Regions from separate parts of the Mus musculus genome. Here region 2 is linked to region 1. The links are chromatin loops, found by intact Hi-C in ENCODE. Cell type or tissue: heart. All regions are shown on one strand.

Region 1 (8,000 bases):
TGAGGCTGAGAATAACTGTGAACTTCCCTGCCCCCAGCTGCCAAGAGCTGTGAGGACAGGCACACACTACCATACCCAACACATTACCGTCAGCTCTGGAGAAGAGTTAAATTATATGTATAGCCAGAATTGGTGTTAAAGACTGGTTTTAAAAACTCCCCCCTCAGAGTACCTAAGCTGACAAGCCTCAGGTTCGCTGTGTGTTGGTGGCCATTCACAGCACTCTTACTAAAAGCAGCCCACGATCTTTCAGATTCTCCAATCACAGTCAAGTTATTTTTCAACTTAAAAATAAAATAAATTTGTGGTTTCTTCTCAATAAATTTTATTTGTATATGTATTTATATACTTATAAACCCAGGTTCTCGTAAAATTTCTCAGGCCAAAAAGGGAGGGGTCATGGGTGGAAAAAAAATCTTAGGAATCCTTAGTGTGGATAAAGGTCTTCAAAGCTTAGGAAGCCAGGAACAGAAACCAAGATTTATGACATGACCCCACACACACCTCCCAAGTCCAGGCTTGGAGTCCAAAAACCAGACTCCAGTAAGACATCGCAAAGGCGAAATGTCTGCAAAGCTGAGGATGTCCATTGTGGCTCTGATGGCAGACAATAAGAAATGCCACGCCTACGACTGCAGTCTGTGGTAGCAGGGACCCAACGGGCTTTTCAATTCCCAGGTCAGCGGTGGACAGCAAGGTTCAGTCAGGCAATCAGTTAGGGCTCCTTGGTTATTGTTTTGTCTCTAAGGAAGGAGACAGGCAGACTACTAAAATGGTGGCGCATGCCTTTAATCCTAACACTCGGGAGGTAGAGGCAGGAGGATCTCTGTGAGTTGGAGACCAACCTGGTCTACAGAGAGAGTTCCAGGACAGCCAGGGCTACACAGAGAAATCATGTCTCAAAAATCAAAACAACAAAACGGTGTACGTAAGAGGAAAGACTCCAGACCCAATGGCCCAGAGTCCAACTTGAGCCACACAGTTGACCTGAAGCCCCGGTTCCATTTACGGTCATCCCTATATTTCAGACCCCAAACCTCATGGTTGAAGGGAAGGCAGGGTCCCCTTAAGGAAGGACCTTGTGGTAGAGCCACGTGTTCGCTTGCTAAGTGTTCTCTAAGCCTCCTCCAAGGAAACTATGGAATGATGTGTACGAAGGAAAAGAAAAGCCAGGCGCGATGGGAATTAATAGAGGACCAACTGACGTTACTGCGTACTACCACCCAGAGTGGGGGCTGGTGGTGATCCAGAGAGTTTTCAGGGAAGTTTGGATCCCAGGGAGTGAAGAGGGCCATCTGTGCCTGTCTTCCGAGCCCCCGAATCAGCCACTGAAGTAAACACACCCCAGAAAATGACTGACCCTCCACTGCCCCAAGACGCTCTGAAGAAGGGCTGTAACCCGGGAGGGTAGCTGCTGGGAAGGTGGAGGATGAGCGATAGCCAACAAGCCCCACGGGACTTGCTATCTGACCTGTGGTCGCACGGCTGCTGCCTGCAGGAGTGGCCAGGACCCCTAGAGACCTCGAGCGCCTGGGCGGGTCCCCACCTCCTCCCTCCCGGCTTCACGCCCCTCGCACCACACTGTTTCCTGAACCAAGCAGAAACGGACCGCCTCCCTCCCCGGGGCAGTCCGCGACCCCATCGATCACCAGATTGTTTTCAAGGTCCAGGTCCGCTTAGAACACGGCAGCCATTCCACACCTCGCCAACGCAAGACATTCCAGGAGAAAGAGTAAAATTTCCTTCTGGCAAGAAATTAGACCCGGAGCGGCCAAAAGTATTGTGCCCCGTGTGAGGATCGAACTCACGACCTTCAGATTATGAGACTGACGCGCTACCTACTGCGCTAACGAGGCACCTATGTGCTGCTTCCGGCCAGAATCCCAAGACTCTGCTGGAGAGCCCAGCGCGCATGCTCAGAGGCTTGAGTTTAGTTAACGTTTCCAGAACTTGAATTTCTGGCCCTTCTGAAACCAGCCGACCAGCGCAGCACTCGCCTAGTCTTTATTCTCCTGTGTCCATCAACAGACACAATGGCTTGCTCGCTAAAGTCGTCCTGGAGAGGGAGAGCATGGAAGAGAGAGAGACTGTTGTGAGCTTGTTTTAGTATAGAGTTTACACGCGCATAATGGTATGACACATTTATTGGTCACCTACTGTGTTCCTGGCCTCGTTCCGGATGCTGGGTTCTCACGGTCACTCCTAACCCGGCATAACTGAGCCAAAGGAGCCTCCGGTAGTAGAAGGATCCTCCGGTAATAATTTACGAGCATTCACACTTTCTGCCACGACTTCTCCTCGTCGCAAGGCTTCCTCCGGACGTCCCCAGGAGCTCAAGGAGGCACAGGTCCGGAAGGCTACACGCAGCTGGGACTCTCCAGTTGAGCTGCATTGCTCAAGAAGCAAACACGCCGCTCAGTAAAGCTTCTGGCTCTTTTAAATGCGGATCTGTGGCCGTTTGGATGAGAACGGCCCCCGTAGGCTCATATAATTGAATCCTTGGTCCCCATTAGTGTACTGTTTAGGAAAAATTGGAAGGTGTGGACTTGTTAGAGGAGGGGTCCACACCAGGCCCAGTCTCTCAATCTCTGCCCCTATATTATAGATAAGATGTGAGCTCCCAGCTACCGCTCTTACTAAAGGCTGCCTGCTACCATGTTCCCAGGCAGGGTGGTCATAAACTAATCTGAAACTGGAAGCAGGCCCCCAGTTAAATGCTTTCCTTGATTCGCTGCCTTGCTTAAGGTGTCTTCTCACAGCAAGAGAACTGTAACTAAAACAGGGTCCCACTCACTATCAAAGACAGAAGGGAACCTTTGGGTGTGTGAACACATGCCCAGCTTCCTGGTTCCTGCAGCAAGTGCACTCCTCAGGGAGGCCCCAGAATGAACCTCTGGCTTTGTGTGCACAGAGTCCAAAATACAAGGTGGATGGTGCCCCGCATCCCACGGGACTACAGGCTTGGCTGGAAGTGAGTGTGTCATTTCTCAGACCCATAGCTGACCAAGTGTTCCAAGCTGTACCTTCTGGAACTGCAGGAACAGGCCTTTCCCACTGCCACCTGTGCACAGGCCGCCTCCACCTGACTGGCCTCTCTATGCTCAGGTGACTTTGCTACCTGGATTTCTTCCTTCAACTGTCAGGTCAAAGGTCACATCCTCTGAAACTTGCTAATTCTTTCCCCACTTAACTCCTTTCTGACTCCTTCTCCCAATGAAACAGCTTCTTTCTTGGCCACCGCCTCCAACATGTGGCTCTTTTATTCTCTGTCCTAAGCAACCTGAAGCAATCAGCACAAGGGATGCCCCGCAGTATAGATGAGTTTACAGGTTTCTACTACTGTGTGTTCTACACACAACACACAGAACTGGATTCTTGTCTGGTCCATACTGCATGTTTAAACGTATTGAGCCGTCATTTGATGTGTAAGAACTCCATCCTGCAGAGAAGCTCCTTAAGCTCAGGAAGTAAGCAATTCAGTGGCCCCAGGAAATTCCTGAAACTGACAAGACTCGCCTCATCCCTCCCTCTCCCCAGCATATAGAAGCAGGAAGGAAGTGATGCAGAGAAAGACACTCTCAGACCAGTTGAGCTGCCTGGAAGGGACACTCTCCAACCTGTTGATCTGGCTGCAGGCCAGTGTGCTCCAGGTTCCCAGCTAGTGACATAGTTCCTTTAACAAAGCCACACCTATTCTAACAAGGCCACACCCACTCCAACAAGACCACACCTCCCTATGGGCCAAGCATTCAAACACATGAGTCTTTGGGGGACATTTCTATTCAAGCCACCACACTAGCCGCTTGGGTTTTAGTTAACTCCGGGTGTAGTTAACAATCAAGAATAGCCATCACACCTAGTAATGCGTGTGCCTCTTCCTTGATCTTTATAACTGCCTGGAGTGTCTATGAGAAAGGAGGACCGAGTGCACACGGAGGGAACACCTAGAAGGGTGCAGGGGGAAGACAGCCATCTATCCACAGCCAATAAGGGGACCCAGGGAGGACCAAGTCCTGCAGACACTTTAATCCAACATCCAAGTCAGTGAGAGACCTTTTATTATTCATGCTACCACGAAGGTGGCTCTAGGTGTCACAGAAAAGTCTTCAAATTCCAGAAGATCTAAGTTTTGTTAGTAACAAACACAGCAGAGTTGTATTGATGTGTTGGATAGCGGAAGACTGAAGAACTTGTGGGCAGATTAAAAGAAGAATAGGTTCATTCCTGTCCTCTCACCCCAGGGACAAGTTTCCATTTACCCAAAGGTCAAGACCAGAAGGTCAGCTGGTAGGAATGACTGAGACTTTTAACACCTCGCTCTCTCTGTACTTCTGTCTCACCCTCAGCTCATTGTCTCCATCGGTTCGACAGGGACTGTACCTAGCTTAAGAGCCACCTCTGTCTGGCCTGGCCTCTGCCTGCTCTTTCCTCATACAGTCCCCAGTAGTGACTGCTCAGCTGGAACAGAGGTCAGAAGAGTTGGCTCCAAATGCCTGCATACTAGGACTCCTGCCTCCTTCCCGTGACCTCTGCTTCAACTAAGAAGAAACAGAGGAGAGTTGAGAACTGAGAGAGGAGGAGGCCCTCAGGGTCGGACACTATGCTGTCATCCTCTGGGATACGGAAAGCACCCCCTCTTCCCACACGCTGACCTCTTACAGTTGGGGTTGGCAACCTGCCTGGCTGGCCTTGGTTAGGCTCGCAGGAGTCTCATCTTTTATTCTGACTATAACAAGACAGATGGAAGGGAGAAGCCATCCCGGCAAAGAGAGGGAGCAGAGGCAAAGAGACGAGGGGTGTGAAGGCAGGCTGTTCAGATGCGCCCTGAGGGGAACAGCTCTTTGTCCAGGGCATCAGAAGGCTTCAGTCCCCCCAGCCTGGGTTCAGCTTGATGAACGGACAGCTAGGCAGGAGGCAGCCTGTTGTTACTGGCAGCATCCAAGAATGAAGCAGCCTTACCCCTGCTGTTGGCCAGATGTTCCCCAAAGCGCTCGATAGGCTCCCTGAGACTAGAGTGGCCATTACTAATGTTACAGTGACTTTGACCGTATCCCCCCAAAACCTCATGGCTCTACCACAAAGAGGAGCCACATCCTCGGGTACCTTCAGGGCCTGGCTCACCCTCCCACTAGGAGCCACATCCTCGGGTACCTCCAGGGCCCATCTCACCCTCCCCCCACACAGGCAGACACCCCCCTCATCCCCTCTCATCATTCCTGAGGCATCTGCCCTTGAGCTGGGTGGAGCTCCTCTGTGCTGTGTTCTCACGGACCCTGCCCTCTTCCTGACTGTAACATTCACCACGGTTCAGGGGCATGTTTGCTTGATTGCTTCATTTCAAGGCCCCATGCTTGTTTTCATGCTTTTTTTTCCCTTTGCTTTCTTACATTCCTTTATATTTATTTATTTATTTCCTCCAATAATTTATTTATTTTTATTCACTTTACATTCCGATCACAGCCCCCCTGCCTCTTGTCCCAGTCCCACCCTTACAAGTCCCTTCGCCCCATTGCCCCTTGTCCCCTCTCCTCCTCAAAGAAGGGGGAGAGGGGGGCCTTGGGACCACTCTGAGACATCTAGTCCCAGCAGGACTGGGTGCATTCTTTCCCACTGAAGCCCAACCAGTCCAGGTAGGGGGAAGGGGATCCAATGTCAAGGAACAGAGACCGAGACCCTGGCTCCACATGTTAGGGGACCCGCATGAAAGCAGAGCTGAACGTTTACTACAACGTGTAGGGAGTCCAGGTCCAGTGCCTGCATATTTCCTGGTTGGTGGCCCGGTCTCTGTGAGCCCCCATAGGCCTAGGTTAGTTCTTTATATTTATTCAGTGTGTGTGTGTGTGTGTGTGTGTGTGTGTGTGTCTTAAAGCCATACTTCTTCTATCTTGGGAATCCAGGGGACTGAACTCAGGTCATTAGGCTTGGTGGCAATCACCTTTTACCAGCTGGCTGATCCATCTCACTGCCTGGCTTAATGGTTTCTTCCTTTTCCTTCCTTCTTTCCTTCCTCCCTCCCTTCCTTCCTTCCCCCCTTTCCTTTGTTTGTTTGTGAGACAGGGATCCTCTGTGTTGATGGTTTCTTACCTGCTGTCTTTCCTGGCAGCAGAGCAGGCTGTACCTCTGTGGAAACTGGGAACATTTGAAGATTGATGGCAAGAGACATTTGAGACATCCCCCTGCTGCAGAGAAACAGATCTACCTTTGCAGGCAGGGCTGGTTCCCTTCTGTGCCTCTGTTTTCATGGGATGGAAGAGTTACAACGTTGCACAATGTGCACAATGGGACTGTTGTTGTTGTTGTTGTTGTTGTTGTCCAAATGAACCTTTCCACTAAATTATCCAGAAGCAGAGTCATAGGTACTATGACTCTCCATGTTCTGGATGGGCAGGACAGCCAGAGAAGAAAGGGTTAACACTCTCCTGAAAGGAGCCACCCACTCCTCTCCTACTGCCTGATGAGACAGGTGGTGGGTGCAGCAGCCCTGAGGCCCAACTCTGGGCCTGCTCCTTCCAAGATCAGACCCAGAACAGGATAAGTTTTGTTCCAGTACCAGCCCTATAACAACAGCTGTGAGGGGCAGTGTCTCCTGTCAGCACACACACAAAGCCATGAGGCCCCGGTTCACAAAGCTAATGGGTGTGTGGCTTTGGCGTGCCAGCTCACAGGGCTTTCAGTTCCTATCAGTGACATCGGCTCCCAGACCTTCCTTCAACCACCGTGTTGTGCTTGGATTGCACAATTATGCTTGACAGAGTTGCTTCATCTGTCTTAGCGGCTTCCATCAATAGCCAGAGAGAAAATCTGGTTATAAAGTGACTCTTCTTAGAAGGTCTGGGTCCCGGTGGGGAGTGCGTTCTTGGTCAGCTTCCCAGAACCACAGAAGTCAGTTGGCATTCCCTCATTTATAGCAGCAGCGGTGCGACCCCGAGCCTGAGCCTGTGAGAGAGTCCTGTGTGCATCTAGACCTTTGTCTCTGCTCAGAATATGAATACAAACACACCCCAGAACACAGGAAAACATCCAAGAACAAATTTAAAAAGCAGACCAAACAGCCTACTAGAAGCCAAGAGAAAGACCACAGAAAGTCAGTAACTCCAATAGTATTTTCTTTCCTTCTCTTCTGAACAAGGGACTCCATGTTTGTGTTTTGCCACTGGGTCTGCAAACTGTATAAGTGTGGTCATCAGCAACGCATGATGTCATTTCTTAAAATTTATACACCACAAGTGGGGAGATGGCTCACCGGATAAAATGCTTTCCGTGCAAGCATGAGAACCGGAGTTGAGACCCCAGAACTCAGGTGAAGTAGCAAGTGTGGTGCTTATGCATCTGTAGCCCCTGCCCTGGGAGAGCAGAGACAAGCAGATTCCAGGAGGCTCAATAGCCAAGCAGTATAGCCGAATCAGAGAGCTCCAAGCTAAAGGAGACCTGAAGAAAAGATGGAGACGAAATGGAAGAAAACATCCTGACACTAACCTCTGGCTTCCACACACTCAGCAGGTGGGCACACACTTGCATCAGCAGTGTGGAGCAACCAAAGTCTCCTTCATTGCTGATGGGCATAAAGTCAGTCTTTGCAAGACAGCGCAGCAGTTTCTTACAAAGTCATAAAAAACATCTACCGTGGAACTTAGAAATAGTGTCCTAGATATTTACCCAATTGATACAAACTTGGTTTAGATGAAATTCTGCATACAATCATTTGTAGTGGCTTTATTCTTAAACCTATCAAGTGAGAACCCAATGTCCTTTCGCTGGGAACTGGATAAACAAACTATGGTACATCTAGACAATGGCTACCGATGCACAGATAGGTGAATCACAATGCATTATGCTAAGCAAAATAAGCCAGAAGCCAGATGCGGAGATCTAACCCTGTGTACTTCTAATTATGTGACACCCAGGGACAAGCAAAATGTTTTAGAGACAGGAAAGTGATAGGTGGCTTATCAGGGCTGATGGAGGGGAAGCTGTCTGTGACTTTGGAAGGACTTAGTGGT
Region 2 (8,000 bases), 98 kb after region 1:
TAGATGAAAGTAAACATTTAGGATAGGAGGGAGGCATAACTATAAGTAAATATCCGCAAATATCAAAGCATCCTATGTCCTTTCATGACAACCAAAAAGGAGAAATGCATATTGAGGAAGAGGAAAAGGGGGACTCAAATCATATAAAAAATATCCATCACCTATAATTAATGATAGCTATTATTTTAATATCTATTTATTTACTTGTGTATATATTTGGAAGGATGGCACATGCCATGGTGCAGAAGACAACTTTTAGAAGTCCATTTCCCTTCTTTAGACCAGAGTACTAAAGGGGTTCTGAGAATCAAATTAAGGTGATTAGCAGCAAGTATTCATCCACTGAGCCATCTTCTAGTGCCCTGACAGCTTTATTTTACATAATAAATATACATTTACATATATACATTTATAGCTACTATTACTGCTGTTTCAAAATAAGCTCTGATATGAATTTTTTAATTCTAAATTTAAAAACTGAAAATGAAAACCCAACAAAAATAATTTCTCAGGGCTATTGTTAATAGAGGACTCACATAGAATGCAAGGCCTTAGGGACTCAGTTCCCAGCACAACATAAACTGGCCCTCAGAGCACAATGGTAACCCTAGATTTTTTTCAGTAGGTTGGGTTAGGAAGAGCAGTTCAATTACCTCCTTGGCTACATAAGGAGCTTGAGTCAGCCTGGGCTACATGAGACCCTCTCCAAAACAAAACAAAACAAAACTATTCAAACTTAGCTATGTGTTTATAATTATAGTACTCAGGAGAAGGAGACAGAGGCGGGAGGATTGAAAGTTCCAGGCCAGTCTGAGCTATATAGCAAGGATAGGACTTAAAAACACACATAAACAAACATTTATTCAGCTGACCTCCTTGAACAAAAGTCATTCTGAAACTGCCAATATATATTTGTTTTCTAAAATGTATCATTGTACTTGTTTAGGCCAAAGGTACATATCAGTTAAACATCTGTGTGTATATGTGTGTCTCTTCATGGCACATACATTGAAGAACACAGATGATATAAAATGACAAGATTAGCCCTAGACTCATTCTGTTGAACCAGGCTGGCCTTGAACTCAGAGATTCACCTGCCACTGTCTCCCAAAAGCTGAGACTAAATACATGTGCCACCACTGCCAGGCTGAATATCTTTTAAGAACATGACCAAGATCTGGAGAGAGGCTCAGTCCTTAAAAGTATTGGCTGTCCTTCCAGAGGAGAGAGGACCTGGGTTCAATTCCCAGCACCAACATGAAGGCTCACATCTGCCTATACCTCCAGTTCCACGGGATCCAGCCACCTCCTCTGCCCTCTGAGGGCACTGCATATCACGGTGCACAGATATACATGTAGACAAAATGCCCAAACACAAGCAATATTATAACTTTTTAAAAAGAGTGCATGAAAGTAGGGTCTGGAGAGATGGCTCAGCAGTTAAGAGCACTGGCTATTCTTCCACAGGTCCTGAGTTCAATTCCCAGCCCCCACATGGTGGCTCATGGCCATCTATAAAGGAATCTGATGCCCTCTTCTGTCATGCAGGTGCACATGTAGTAGAGCACTTATAAATAAATAAACTTTTAAAAAAAGAGTGCATGACAGTAAAAGAGAAAATACCTCATCACATCACTTTTCCATATGAGTGTGAATTAAACAAAACAGGAACTCTTTGAAACAAGCCTCCATGTGTATGCTATCAACTACATTAGTAAGACAGCAAACCTCTGCTCCTTTTCAGCAAAACCAAGAATCCTGAAAGGTAAAACCACTGTGACATCTTTCGTGTCCTACCCTCAAGCCAAGCAAGTTCAGATGCTTGGAGACGAAGCTACCGATGAGCATCTTCTACACAGACACATTTATGTTTTCAGCCTTAGCATATTTTCAAACCATCTGGTATCTATGTATGCCTCTCTGGTTTGCCAGACTAATCTGTTCAGAAGTGAGTATAACACTAGAGCTATATGCACTGTGGGAAAAGCAAAGAACAGCACATAGTTAAAGTTGGTGTTCCAAATGCTGAGCTATAAGCTGGTTATACCTGACCTGTATGTTTAAAGCATCTCTACCAAAAACATTAAGCTCTTTTGAGAATGTACAAATGGCTCAGGACTGTCATAAGTTACGGAAGTCACTAGGACTCTTGGAGTTTATTTTTTCTCATTTTGTTTGTTTGTTTGTTTCGAGACAGGGTTTCTCTGTGTAGCCCTGGCTGTCCTGGAATTCACTTTTTTAGACCAGGTTGGCCTCGAACTCAGAAATCCGCCTGCCTCTGCCTCCCAAGTGCTAGGATTAAAGGCATGTGCCATCATGCCCGGCTTTTTTCTCATTTTAATCTAAGCAGTCAAATAAAACATATCAAGAGGTAGTTCTATAAAAAAAATCATTGATAAATAAAATACTATAAATTCTATATTAACAAAAATGCCTAAGGGTCAGTGAGGTGTTTGGTCAGTAAAAACATTTACCACCAAGCCTGACAACCTGAGTCTGCTACCCAGAACTCCTGAAAGTTGTCGTCTGACCTCCACATGCAGGCAGTGGGATGTGCACATAACTGCACTCAAACACAAATAAACAAAAATGTAAAAAATTAGTATCTAAGATTGAGATGGTGGTACACACTTGTAATCCCAGCACTGACAAGGAAGAGGCAGGAGGACTGCCATGGCATCAAGGCCAGACTAGGCTATGTTTTGAAACTTCAATTCAAAACAAAATCTAAGATTATGCATTTTACTTTGCCTAAAATTAGTCTGTATACTTTTAAAATGCTTGGAGGATGGAGAGAGAAACTAAGATAAAAAATATTCATGAATGTCCTTTTCCTTATATGCCCTGTTACCCAACTACTGTCCCTGGCAGCACTCAGCCTTTCTTTCCTTCGCTTAAAATCTGGAATCAGAATTGCTTCTTTAGAAATAATCTATGTGCCAGTAGCCTTGTTTGAACAAACTTCTATTAATCCCCACTGCCAGTTTGAAATAATGACTTTTTCAAGGCATTTTAAAAAGAAACAGGTAATTACTACTGCATACAAATTAAAGTGTTAGGACAAAGACTTCTGAAATACAATGACCAGCACCACAAATAGAAAGGTGTACTTGTGTACCCCACAATACACAGTCTTTTCCTGGGGAAGGAGTGGTCCTTCCGGATTTTCATTTGCCATAATATTAATCTCCGAGAGAATTGCTTCTTCGAATTGCATGGAATCCCACCCTAAAAATGTCACAACTTCTCAATCGGCCTTTCTCATAATTTCCTCCTAAATTTTATCTCTTCTTGGTTTGTTTTGGTCTTGTCTTTTAGAGAAGGGTTAGTGACAGAAAAGTACTGTGAGCATTCCTACTTTATCTATGCTTCTTCTCTACATTCAGTTTTCCAATTGCTTTGCCCAGAGTAAGCTAAGGATAGCAAACAGAATCTTATTCTTCCGTTTGGTTCGTTTCTTACTGGTACCTTTGGAGTACCGAAACAAAGAATTCTAAGTCCCTCTCTTGGAACTTCGGTGTAAATACACAAGAAATGAGTCAGGGCTCGGCTTTCCTGCCATCAGACCCCAGTCCTTTTTATTCCCTCCTAGCCAATTCCCTTTAAGCCCCAAGGCTTGGAGTTTCCTCTGGTCCATCGCTCTCCCAAGTCTGCACTCCCGCTCCACTACCTAAGCAGAGACAAGTGTGTTTCCACCCTCTTTAATGAACTTCTCCCCTAAAAGCCTGCTCTTCCTCAAAATATACTTCGCACTATACTTCTTGGGGATGCAACTCCTGAGTCTTCTCTGCTGAGGTTTCCCGTTGCTCCGACCCCAAAGCCAGTGCGCTACAGTCCAGCCGGAGATCCTTGGCTGACTCTTCAGAGGGGGGCTGCGCCGTGTCCCCACGAGGTGGCCTCACGCCTCCGGAGGCCCAACGCTGGAGATCTTCCCCAGGACCCGCACGGTAGTTAGGGTCCGCTGTCCCAGAGACGTCCTTCCCCCCAGGGAGACCGGCTCCCCATCCCCTCTGCGCCCCCAAGTTACTCAGTGCTCTCCCAACCAAGGCGCTGGGGCTTTCCCTCCAAACCCTCCACCCAGAGCTCCGTCCTCGCTCTGACAACCCCCGAGAGAATCCGGGAGCTGCGACTCCGTCCGCCCCGCCGCGGGGCAGGCCCAGTTCCCCCCGGGTCCGATCTTGCGTGCCCCAGCACCGTGGGCTGGGTCCCGAAGAGGGGGGGGGTGTCTGTGTCCCGCTGCTGCCCCGTCCCGTGTCGCGCCAGCGCCCGCGCCTCTCGGCTTCCCTACCCGCCGCGAGTTCCTGCTCGGGTTCCACCCGCAACCGCGAGGCCCAGTCCCCAGCCCGCTCGCGCAGCTACCTGCAGGGGCCGCCTCGCCTCAGCGCCTCGCCGCCGCCATCTTGCATTTCAGAGCGACTGCACTTTTCAGGGAGTCAACTCTGACCCGTGAACCCTAACCCCGGAACCACTCGGAGGGCCCTCGCGCGAGGGGGCCCCCCACGGAGCTCTGCAGCCCGGCAGAAGCGCCGAGAGGCCAGGCCAGGGTGCGAGAGAGACTCCGCTCCCTGAACCCACAAGGGCCGCGAGGAGGAGCCAGCCGAGGCGGGGACGAGCCGGGCACCCCACTCGAGGACTCCGCCGCTCCTCTGGGATGCGACCCAGGCCGCTCCTCTAGAACCGGGCGCTGCGGGAGGTGTGCGCCGCCCCGCCCTCTGTCAGGGAGAGTCACGCCCCCTGTCAGGAGGGGGCCACGCCTCTGTCACTAGAAGCCACGCCCCGTCGCGAGAAGCTCCTCCTCCAGGGCCTGCGAGGCTCCGCCCCGTTCAAGCGATTGCTCGGCCAGCGGTCGTCAGAAGTCGGACCCCGCCTCCCGCGACCTCGGTCGCTTTCTTCCCTTGAAACTGCCTAGGTCCTCCGAAACCAACCCCATCTCTCCCGGAGCCGGCGTCCTAAGGCCCCGCCCCTCCCTAAGCCACGCCCACTGTCACTCTCGGCTCCTCCTTGGCAGCGCCCTCTGGATGCCAGCCGCGCCCCCACCCGCTGTCAACAGTCCCGCGCTCCTGTCAGCCGCTGCTCCGCCTCTTCCTAGCCCGAGTCCAGCAGGAGCCCCGTAGTTCCAGCTTTGGACGGGAAAAGTTAAGTGTGGCCCCACTTGGAGCCTCCCGCCTCTGCTTCCTGCTGCCGTCCCTCTTTCCCCGGAGAGCCACTGACTGAAGCCGAGCTCTCCGCAGTGGGCACCAGCCCCGCAGCGCGGCCAGCCGAGGACCTCAGCGTCTTCCCCACCTCTGCCCTTCAGCCCTCTCGTCATTGTTCCATTGAATATAACAAACGAGGGCGAAAGGAAACCACTCCGAGTGTTCGCTCCTGTACTCGCCGCTCCGGACGGACGTAAGAGAACTCTTTGGCGCCTGGATGTTTAGTCCCCACCCCCATTCCAGTCATGGACCCTTTTGTGTTTTGATAGCAGAGCTCCACCAAGCCACACCAGCCCGAAAATTTGCACTCTGCATTTACATGAAGGGAAGACCTGGCTGCTGATATCAACGTGCACAATATTTAGTTGCATCCTAAAATTCTAAAACTTGTGTATGCTGAGGCTTAATGGTCTCACCAGCAGAGGAACCCAACCCTGTCCCACTCTCGGCCCATTCTTAAAACAAAAATTAATAGCGCTCAAGCCCCTTGAAACTAAATTCAGAATGCAAACTACTTATACAAAGAATTTAAGAAATCAGTGTAGTTTTTAATAGAAAGTGGTTTAATGGAAAGTATTTATAATACAGTACTAACATCAGTAAAATAAAACAATGCATTCTCCACAATGTATTTAATACACAATGTGTTTAAATACACAATGTATTTATGTATCCCTCATAAGAAAAATACAAGACAAAAAGTTACACACACACACACCAGTTTATGCTCACCCCAAAGACAGTTCCAGGTCCACTGAGAATCCCAGTTTAGGATTTAACTCTGAACAAAGAAAATATTTTAAATTCAGATATTCAACCTTTTGTTCATGCATTCAACCATTTGCTTTTTGAGGACCACATGTGCCGGACACTAAAGGAGATGTAAAACTGAGTAAGGCCATCCTGTTGTCCGTTGGTATCTAAAAGGGATTGTTCTGGAACCCTCCATGATACCCAAATAGAGTGTTGTTCAAGTCCCTTAAATAAACTGGTATGGAATTTGCATATAATCTGTGCACATGCCCCGATGGAATTTACCTCATCTCTATTAGGATGATGTAGACACCAGGCAAAGAGCTGCTGTACTGTAACTGTTTAACATACCGAGACAAGAAAAAAAGTTGACTCGTTCAGCAGAGATGCATGATTTTTTTTTTCCTGAACATTTTGATCCACAGTTGGTTGAATCATAGATGTGGAAGCCATGGATCCGGAAGGCTCTGTTCTGTCTTCCAGGATCTTACAGACTAGATGCTAGGCAAAAACACATGCTCATAGAATACATCAAAGTGAAAATTGAGGAGAATCTGAAGTGGCTGAGGCATATGGACTTCGCTTTCTAGCTCTCTCTCTCTCTCTCTCTCTCTGTTTCCCTTTTCTTATTCCTCCTTTTTAGCACTAGTTTATAGTCTTATCCCTCTCTCTCTAAAGCAGCCAGCCTGTTTCACTCCCCAAAGCCTCCCAATTTAAGGTCACTCCCACAGGGCATTTCTGTCCAGGAAAACAATTTCAATAGCACAGTGCTGGGAACAGTATCCCTGGCTGAAGTGCTGCCAATTATCTGGCATCCTTGCACAAAGCAAGACTGTTACCAGCACTTGAGAGAGAGAGAGAGAGAGAGAGAGAGAGAGAGAGAGAGAGAGAGAGAGAACGTTGCAGACTTAAGCAATATGCATATATGTTTCCCATAGCAGATTGTGCCAGCCCACATAAATCTGTTTAGAGACCACGCTTACAGGGTAACTTGTTTCTATTAAAATAAACTCATTTATAAAAATTGTAAATATGACTGATTTTAACAGCTGCGCAGCTCCAGAAGTGAGTTTTAACCGCGGATTGGCACAGTGAGAAGCCTAGAGTTTTTATGCACAAACTTGGCGGCTTGTCATCCCCAGACGAGCATGACAAGACTTCAGCCCTGTTAGAGATGAGAAGTCGTTCAGTAGGGTTCTAAAAAGCACAGCGCTTTTGCTCTTCAGAGCCCACCCCACCTTTGGAACACTGAAGAGAGTGTTGGGAGAAAATGAAGCCCTTGGAATAAAAAGTGGTAAACGCCAGCCTGGTCTGAGGAACAGACTTCCAGCAGCTCTGTTTGTAGGCACGTCCCTCTGTTGTTCTTTTTCTTCTTTCTACCCTTGGGGGGGGGCAGTTTTTAAAACATGATACCATAAAACAGACCAAAAATACATCAAACTAAGACACTTTAAACATTTGACTATAGTTAGGGGAGCTTGAGAAATATGCCCTAATGGAAAGGTCCCACAATTCTCTGATGGCTAGTTCAGAGGGTGAACAACAACAACAAAAGATGATCATTCTAAATGTTGTTCCCCCAAACAAGCTTTCAAAGTCAGCTTTAGGACAAGTCCTTTCCTGTTCCTCTAACTGCACGTTCCATGTAAATAATAAACGTATGGTAATGGCTGGAGAAATGAGTACTGTGCTCCTCCTGACAGTTATAAAAATCCTCCCCCTGCCCCACTCCTTTCTCTAGCACAGAAGTATAGCTGGGAACCCAGGACAAGAAAATCTAACTTCTGCATATGGAGTTGAAGAGTAACATATTGTTAGGCTTTATAACTGAATCATGGTGCCACCTAGGTTGGTCTACCTATTAGGGTATAAATTTATTTCTACAAAAAAAAAAAAAAGTCTACACTAAACAGTCTGGAAAACACAAAACAGCAGTGTGTGTGTGTGTGTGTGTGTGTGTGTGTGTGTGTGTGTGTGTGTGTTTATCTCACTATGTAGCACAGCTGTCCTTGAACTCACTTTGTAAACTAGGCTGGCCTTGAGCTCACAGAG

The links. Peaks named below come from ENCODE experiments on the same cell type or tissue, not always from the same donor. Only the 100,000 strongest peaks of a DNase experiment are listed, where the experiment ranks them.
Region 2: a loop joins it to region 1, with 2.1 times the contacts of the local background. A loop is called at or near these places in 5 of 42 quality-filtered maps.

Annotation. Positions count from the first base shown.
Region 1 is chr15:57,974,200-57,982,199 of GRCm38, forward strand. n-TMcat16 (a tRNA gene) reads right to left here and starts at 1,856; the gene lies at 1,784-1,856. LOC115488500 (a long non-coding RNA gene) reads right to left here and starts at 3,147. Exons shown (of 3, transcript XR_003951568.1): 1 at 3,024-3,147; 2 at 2,158-2,517; 3 at 1-2,056. In heart, a CTCF peak has its summit at 3,035; DNase peaks (open chromatin) are centred at 1,572, 1,872, 2,872, 6,672 and 1 weaker place; H3K4me3 peaks cover 2,465 bases; H3K27ac peaks cover 2,402 bases.
Region 2 is chr15:58,071,798-58,079,797 of GRCm38, forward strand. It overlaps Zhx1 (zinc fingers and homeoboxes 1), which reads right to left and starts at 4,711. Exons shown (of 4, transcript NM_009572.4): 1 at 4,360-4,711. In heart, no CTCF peak of the experiment used is centred here; DNase peaks (open chromatin) are centred at 4,474 and 4,944; H3K4me3 peaks cover 2,848 bases; H3K27ac peaks cover 2,163 bases.